Linked DNA regions of Homo sapiens: region 1 is linked to region 2. A link is an interaction called in ENCODE POLR2A ChIA-PET data of the cell type or tissue named here. Cell type or tissue: endothelial cell of umbilical vein. All regions are shown on one strand.

The links. ChIA-PET counts read pairs that join two places held together with the same protein. Peaks named below come from ENCODE experiments on the same cell type or tissue, not always from the same donor. Only the 100,000 strongest peaks of a DNase experiment are listed, where the experiment ranks them.
Region 1: POLR2A ChIA-PET joins it to region 2 with 6 read pairs; 1 of 35 experiments calls an interaction of 5 or more read pairs at or near these places.

Annotation. Positions count from the first base shown.
Region 1 is chr9:81,680,934-81,684,933 of GRCh38, reverse strand. The region is part of intron 4 of TLE1 (TLE family member 1, transcriptional corepressor); the gene reads left to right. Among named protein-coding and RNA genes, the nearest start is that of TLE1, 6.6 kb to the left of the region's middle. RefSeq lists an enhancer at 1-639. In endothelial cell of umbilical vein, no CTCF peak of the experiment used is centred here; a DNase peak (open chromatin) is centred at 1,913; H3K27ac peaks cover 696 bases.
Region 2 is chr9:81,392,841-81,396,840 of GRCh38, reverse strand. No RefSeq gene overlaps it. Among named protein-coding and RNA genes, the nearest start is that of TLE1, 290 kb to the left of the region's middle. RefSeq lists an enhancer at 890-2,240. In endothelial cell of umbilical vein, no CTCF peak of the experiment used is centred here; a DNase peak (open chromatin) is centred at 1,790.

The sequences.
Region 1 (4,000 bases), 290 kb before region 2:
CACTAAGGACCTCATAAGAGAAGAAAAGCTAAATGATTGCTCAGCCCAAAGGACCCTCGATTGAGTAGTCATTGTCTGCCAAAGAAAGCATTAATGGCAGGGTGTAAGTATTCTGGAGATACGCTGACATTCACTTTTTCATCAAGACGCTGGTACAATAAGTCTTTTAGAAATCGATTGCCTCTTAAAAAATTATCATCAGATGAAGTTGCACAGTTGGACACATTTCAAAGTGCAACAATACAATTCTTACTTGATGTATATGTGCTATTTCATCTCAAACCCTTGTTTCATTAAATTAAAGAGCATGGCTGACCGGCTGGGGCACAGTGGAGAAATTGATTAGTTCAGCCTTCAGATCTTCCTTATATTCAAAGACTTTCATTAAGCAAGTGTGTTTCAGAGTTGAATTCTGCTTTTGTAACTCCGCACTCTTTGATTTTTAATTCATCATAGATTTCATAATGTTAAGTTATCGTGTACATTAGATCTGTTCTCAGATTTGTGTTTGGAAAGAGATTGTGATTTTCAGGGCCTTTTATTAATAATGTAATTGGGCCTTTAAAAATGCAGATTTTACTATGATTTACAAAGTTGGTAGCCTACTTTATGTTGGGTTTGTGCCTTTGTTTTTGTGTGTTTCTCAGTGGCTAGTGCCTTATTCAGGCACTTGTAACTTCTTGATAGTAAATGGGCTAGAAGATCTGTGGCTAACATCTATCGTCATTTAAGTGAATTATGCAAATAAACTTGGCCTAGGCGGTTTAATCTTTTTTTTTTTTTTTAATTTACTCTGAAGGGCACTTTTTTTTGGATAACAGATATTATGGAAGAGTAAGAGGAGACTGAGCTTTTTCTTAAACCCATAAACTCAAAGGATTTAATAACCTCATTGACTCTTTTACAAGGGAACACCACCTCAGTGTGATGCTATATGCTGGTGCTGGGTTTATTGGAGGAGCTAAAAGAGGTGTGTAATTCTTCTGGGTTCCTGTAGGTTATGTGGCGGGATGACCTCTTCTTTATCATGTAGGGAGAAGGGGTGAAGTGGGTCAGAAGCACCATGGTGTGAGAATAGTTTTCTAATGAGTTTCTATACAGAGTGAGGCATTTGTGGCTATATACTGTCTGTCCGTGAGCCTGTATGCATTAATAATATGCTGTGTATAATTGGCTTAGCAATTTGAAAAACGTGAAAAGCTGAGAGACACCATGTTCTTCATAGTAGGGTACTGAGCCTCCTGAAATTTAGTTGATATTGGAAATGCTGACAGACCCTTAACTAGAGTGCTGTGCAAAGTAGTGCTATAATTCAGTTTAAAGTGGACTTACATTTGAAAAACATCCTTCTGAATGTCACACATTAATAATAAGTTCTGAGGAGGCATTTGGTGCAGCTAGTAATCATAATTCTTATTAAAACTGGTGACGTCTGGCCCCCAGGGTGTAGCCAAGCTCAAATTGATGCTTTTTGCCGCCTGATCACCAGCATGGCCTAAGTGCTCATTATATTGTAGAGAGGGCCTTTGGAGCTCTCATTAGATTTGACAGGAATTCTCTCTAGGGGGAAACTGGGCATTAGCGAGACTCCTGACAGGCTGAAATTATTCCTGCTTTATGGCTTATAACCAAATGCTAGCAAGGCATCATCAGGGGACACAAAAAATTGTCATTTTTGACAACATCTTTGTTACTAAAAAAAAAAAAAAAATGCAGTGATGGGGAAACTTTCCGTACAGAGAGCTTTAATGCTGTTAAGATTTGTCTCCAGTGTGACGACCGCTCTCCCTTCCCACCTTTCAACGGGTTTGTCGGAGTGAGTTCTAGAGATTTCAGTGTCAAATCTCACTGCTGACTTTCCTGTCTGGAAGTTTTAAAGTGAAAGTGCATCCAAATCAAGAATGGTATAATTGTGGTTTCCTTTCCTGGTGTGGTGCCCACAGCCCGTGTTTAGGTTGTGTCAACACTTCCTGATAAGCCTTGCCTTTACTTTCTCTGCTCCCGTTTGTGGCGGGTTACCGAAAAGGCAATGAAACAGGAATGGTAATAGATACTTAAGTCTTTCATGGTAGCACTAAGAATATTTTTTTCTTGGAGCCCTTTATAGATCCCTGTCTGCCCATCTTTATCTGTGTGGATGGTAAACTCTAGATATCTCTATACAGTAGAGGTAGACAATGTCTCATGGAAAATTGAGGCAGTTCTGATACCATCAGAGTGTTAGGGTGCATTAAAAAACAGCAAGTTGATGTGAGCCTGGTGGTTTGCCTAGCTGTGCCTAGTGTGTGTGGTGGCGTGATCTTTAAATGTTTTTGTCTGTCATATGGTTTGATATTACCTCATTTGATATTTTTGGGAACAAGATGTACTGTAAATGCACACATAAACCTTATTTTAGCCCACTCATGTTATCTTTTCAGCATGCTGATGAAGCCATGCTATAAATTGTCATTGGTGGCTTTAATTTGCACAGTAATGAACAGTTTTCAATGTGATTTGTCTTCTGTGACCTCCATAGGCATCCTCCAGAGTAGATTGGGTAGGTGTTTTGCTCTGCCTACAGCTGTGTGCACGTGTTCAGAGTCTGGGACTTGCTCAAGGCCACGCATCTATTGAAGCTTGAGTTGGGTTGCCTCCTCCAGGGTTGTCTGTGCTGCTGCTGCTGCTTTTTTTTTTTTTTTGAGATGGAATCTCGCTTTGTTCCCCAGGCTGGAGTGCAGTGGTCGATCTCTGCTTACTGCAGCCTTTGCCTCCTGGGTTCAAGCAATTCTCCTGCCTCAGCCTCCGGAGTAGCTGGGATTACAGGTGTCCGCCACCATGCCCGGCTAACTTTTTTTTTCTTTTTTTTGTAGTAGAGAGAGGGTTTCACCCATGTTCGCAGGCTGGTTTCGAACTCCTGACCTCAAGTGATCCACCCACCTTGGCCTCCCAAAGTGCTAGGATTACAGGCATGAGCTACCACACCCGGCCTGTCTGTGCTTCTTCCTATCCCCTCATGCTGCCATCAGGAAGATGAGGTGGACCATGTCTCCCTAGTGCCTGCCTCTTCAGTTCTGACTCTTTGTGCTGATGAACTTCATGATTTGTAAGACATGTCAGGACTGAATGTATGTTCTAAAAGTTAGGAGAATCAGCAGTGCCGCTGACTGGTCTTTCTGGGGAGAGGAGGGTCACAGGCCATGGGTAGATAAAACTACTGAGCAGTACTGTCCTCAGGTTAAAGTATGTTTAAGAAGAAACAAGTCAGGAATCCTGGTGGAGACCCAGTGATGGGGAGGGAGTTTGATCAGTCACTTTGTGCCTGTGTTCTGCTGAAGAATGGGCAGAGTGAGAGCACTGGGCTCTCCAGGATGGTGAAGAATTTTTTTTCTTTTTTTTTTTTGCGCGACGGAATCTCGTTCCGTCACCCAGGCTGGAGTGTGGTGGCACAGTCTCGGCTCACTGCAACCTCCGCCTCCCAGGTTCAAGCGATTCTCCTGCCTCAGCCTCCTCAGTAGTTGGGATTACAGGAGTCCACCACCATGCCTGGCTAATTTTTTATTTTTAGTAGAGATGGGGTTTCACTATATTGGCTAGGCTGGTCTCGAACTCCTGACCTCAAGTGATTCCCCCCGCCTCGGCTTCGCAAAGTGCTGGGATTACAGGCATAAACCACTGTGCCCGGCCGATGGTGAAGCATTTAAAAATAAATGAAAAGACTAGCTCTGAAAATCTGAAAGGAAGGATGATATATTCTGCAATCCTGGTTGGGAAAGGGAAAGAGCTCCATGTGATATTTCAGCAAGCAACATCTCAGGCCATGTAAATTTTGGAGTGAAACTGCTTTTACAGTTTTGATGTGTGCTTTAAAATTTCTCTTAGAAAAATGCGTTGTTCTTTAGTGGGTTTTTAAAAAAGTATTTAGATGGGACTGTTAGGGACTCACCTGTGGGATATTTCCTTAGATGTGATTCTTTTACTCTTTTGCAAATTTTACCTTAGTGTTTTTTTTGTTTTTTTT
Region 2 (4,000 bases):
TTAGAAACAAGATCATCCCTGTACCTCTGTACGTGGTTCCGTAGCATTCATTTAAAAGCATGTTTATTTTAAGTCTCTGACTTGGCAATGAGGACAGATTGGAAAGCGCCAGCCTCAGGCACTCTTGATCTCCTGTTCCTTCTGAATGCGGCATTCATCACTTAAACGTAATATATTTATAATCAGGGCCAAGGCAGCATGACCTTGTTTCATTCTAAATAGATCACAGGCAGCTAGACGTGGGAGCTTCCGGCTTTAAATCAGATGCAAGACGTGTTAGCCATCAAGGACTTCGTTATAATTCAGTTCATCTCTTTACGTTTGATCTGTTTCTTTCTCTGCTATTTATATAAAAAAAAAAAACAGAAAAGAGGTGATGGGTGGAGGGGATGCGGTAGGGGCTCCCCATGAAACCAAACTTCAGAAGAATCCAAGGTTGCTCAGCTAGGCCTTTCTATCAGAAGGGCTAGGGGGGCCGGGGGTTGGGGGGGAGGAAGATATGTCTGAGGCTTAGATCTTCTAACCCAAGGTAATTAATTTCTAAGCCACATTTTTCCCCCTTTCTGGAAACATGAAAATAAACAACAATAACAACACTAAGACCAAAAAACAATGGAGTCAATTGTTATTTATTACTTCACTGCGCAGCGGTGCTTAAAGAGCATTCACCAGGAATGTGTAGACATTTTTTTTTCCATCCCAGAGCTTAGTCTGGGGCTAGCCCTGTATGTAAATATCCTTTTAGGGTGATAACTCCAATCTCATTCAGTCTCATCTTTTACACTGTTCTGCCTTGCTCTTCCTTAACCATTTCTACAAGCTACAGTAACTTGAATTGTTCTCAAAAGTCAGAACAATTGGAGTAAAGCAAATACTGCTTCCTTTACTGATTGTAGCCAGTGGGAATCTGCGGGGGCCTGGTCACTTGAAGGTGTCTGATTAGTTGTCCACCTACAGCCGATTCCTACACTCTCCCACTCCTCCTACCTTCCCACCCACCCACCTACCCACGGTGCCCCTTGTTACAAGGTATTCTGTCTTGGAGATGAAACAAGTGAGGGCTAAACTAATTAACTAACCAGCAGTGATCTACAGCTTCAGCACCTTGCATTCCTGAAGATTTATCCCATTTCGAATTCATTGCCATTTCCCTCCAGGGAAATAAAGATTGCTGCCTATTAAAGATGGGGACAGAAAAAGGCACCTTCACTGGAGACAGCCTGTACAAGAAAATAATACTGTAATCATTCCCTCCAATCAGCTGAAAAGGATTAAATCTTCTGCTTCTAAAGTAATGTTCCAATTGAGCCTTGGGGAAGAATAATTCATGATTAGGGAGAAGGCTGGTCTAGCAAATGTGAACATTATGTCCATTACTTAAACACACTTCCTGGGCTGACTGCTAATGTACCCAAGGGACTCACAGCCCCAGCAACTGATAGGCGCAATGAAACAGGCAGACAAGGACAAGGAGTATTATCATCTGCATTCAACAGCACTACATAGACTTTACCACTGCTAAATCACTGCCTTTGGTAAATAGCCCAGATAACTCATTTTAATAGAAGAATTCTTCTCTTCTTTATGTGTATTAAACAACAGACTCTTATGAGCGGTGGCAGTGTATTGATTCCTGGGAAAGGCCGTGTGAATACCAATTCTGTAATTTATGCTGTTTTGTGGCTCTGGCTGTATTTGTTATGCATAGTGTATTAAACATTCAATAGCTCAATTTAATCTTTGCAGCCAAATTGCACAGCACATCATGCCAGATAGTGGTTGTTTCATATACACAGCCCATCTGCTTCCTGTTCTATAATTCATTCAGCAGGCAAAGTTTCTGGCAGCCTCAGGCTACCAAAATATATATATATATCCTTAGGGTACAAGAGTGCTTGGCACTCAATTAGTTTTCCTGGTTTCTAGTGCTGTGTGTGTGTGAGCAGGGGTATGTGTTTCCACTTTTATGTGAATTAAAGATGGGAATAGTTTGCTAATTTCTGTGTCCTCATCTGGACAACTTTTCATAAACTTCTGGGGTTTCACAAAACCAAAAGATAAAGTTAGGAGTGAAACAAAAATGATCCTCTCCCTGGGGAAATTATCCACAGCAATAAAATGTGTTCTCTCAACCATCCCTATCTAAATAGATTGATTTATATCTTGTGGGGGGGAAAATAAATAAAACAACCCAAAAAGTACTATAAACTCTTGGCTCCTTTCTCTGGATGAGCCACTTGGGATTCGTGCTCTTATGGCGAATGTTTATTTTCCCTCCAATCCCCTCCTTTCTTGGAGTCCTGCCTCTGTCTCTTAATGTCGGTGGTAACTTTGTTCTTTCCTCATCTCCACTTTCTATTTGCTTTTAAAGTCAGTGTCTAAATGTTGCCCAGTGGAAAACTACATTTGTAGTTTATTGAAGTCTTTCTGCAACTCGCAGTACAAATGCCTGATTTTCAGAGCATTTTATGGCCTTTATACCACACTCAAGGGACATGGACCACCCTGGGATTTTGGGTGATCATTTTATACCTTTTTGGGAAAAGTGACCAAAGAACCCATCTTATGGACTGGAATTATAGCCTCTCAGAGCAGAAGTAAGTCATCCATTCCAGTGACCTCATTTTACAGGTAGTAACAGCCAACACTTGTGTAATGCTTTAGAGCAAAGTCAAACAGGAGGGTGCCAACAGGACTCAATGAGATTTCCCAAGTGACTGCAGCCTGCCTGGTGGGGATGGTGGAGAACTGGAGCACCCAAACCCATGTTGGAGGAGGCCAGCCAATGCCAAGCTACAGAATGTTGTCATGCAGAGTGTGGGCCCGGTGTTTCCAAATGTTTGGTTTTTCGAAAAAAAAAAAAAAAAAAAAAAGCTGGGAATCTAGATTTTTCTTTTTAAATGAGAAATCTGCTTCTTTTTTCAATGCTGGTATTAAGTGATATTATATAGTTTAAAGCACTGCATGGGCCAAACACAACATATCTGTGGGTCTGATAGAGCATCTGGGCCTCCAGTTTGTAAACTGCTTTGGAGTGTATGCCCCGCTATCCCATGCATTCTTGTTATATTTTCCTGGTAGGACACTGACCTTTAGGGAGGCTAGGGTCTTGCTCAAGTTTGCACTAGACATTAGGGGCAGAGCTAGGACCCGGATTTAATCTCGTGGCATAGCTTTCTGGGCTCCCTTCTCATGTTTTCCGTGTAACCATGGGATTCCCTGCAGTGCACGGAGATTCGTGGGCATTCTTATCCTAGTCATTGGGATCTTGTCTTTGTAGCACTTTATTTCTGCTTCTAATAACCCACTCTGCTATTACCATCGTTAGCATACATTATTTTGGTTTGATTCATGCCTTTCTCTAGGATTATGTTCCTTGGGTAAACTGTATGTTTTACAAGCATGGCCCATGATGCAAATAAAATATCAGCTTTATTTTGGCTTTCCACATCCTTTCTTTTTTTAAAATTTCAACTTTTATTTTGGATTCAGAGGGTACATGTGCAGGTTTGTTACAGGGGTATATTGAGTCATGCTGAGGTTTGGGGTATTGTTGATCCTGTCACCCAGGTACTAAGCATAGTACCCAACAGGTAGTTTTTCAGCCCTTGCCCCCTCCTTGTTTTTTTATGGCTGTGTAGTATTCCATGGTGTTGATTCCATGTCTTTGCTATTATGAATAGTGTTTCAGTGAACATACAAGTGCTTGTGTCTTTTTGGTAGAACGATTTATTTTCCTTTGGGTATATACCCAGTAATGGGATTGCTGAGTCGAATAATAGTTCTGTTTTCAGTTCTTTGTGTCTCCCACTGTTGTTGAAGCTTATTCACTGATGATCATCTCCTATTCTATCTCTTCTCTTCACCCCATGAAAACTACAGGAACCACAGACTTTTCCGTTCATTCTCCACTAATACACAGTTCCACAATTCCTTTGTTTTGCAAAAAGATCCTTGATTTAGTCATTTGAATGTTCAAAACTAAGGAATAATCAAAACT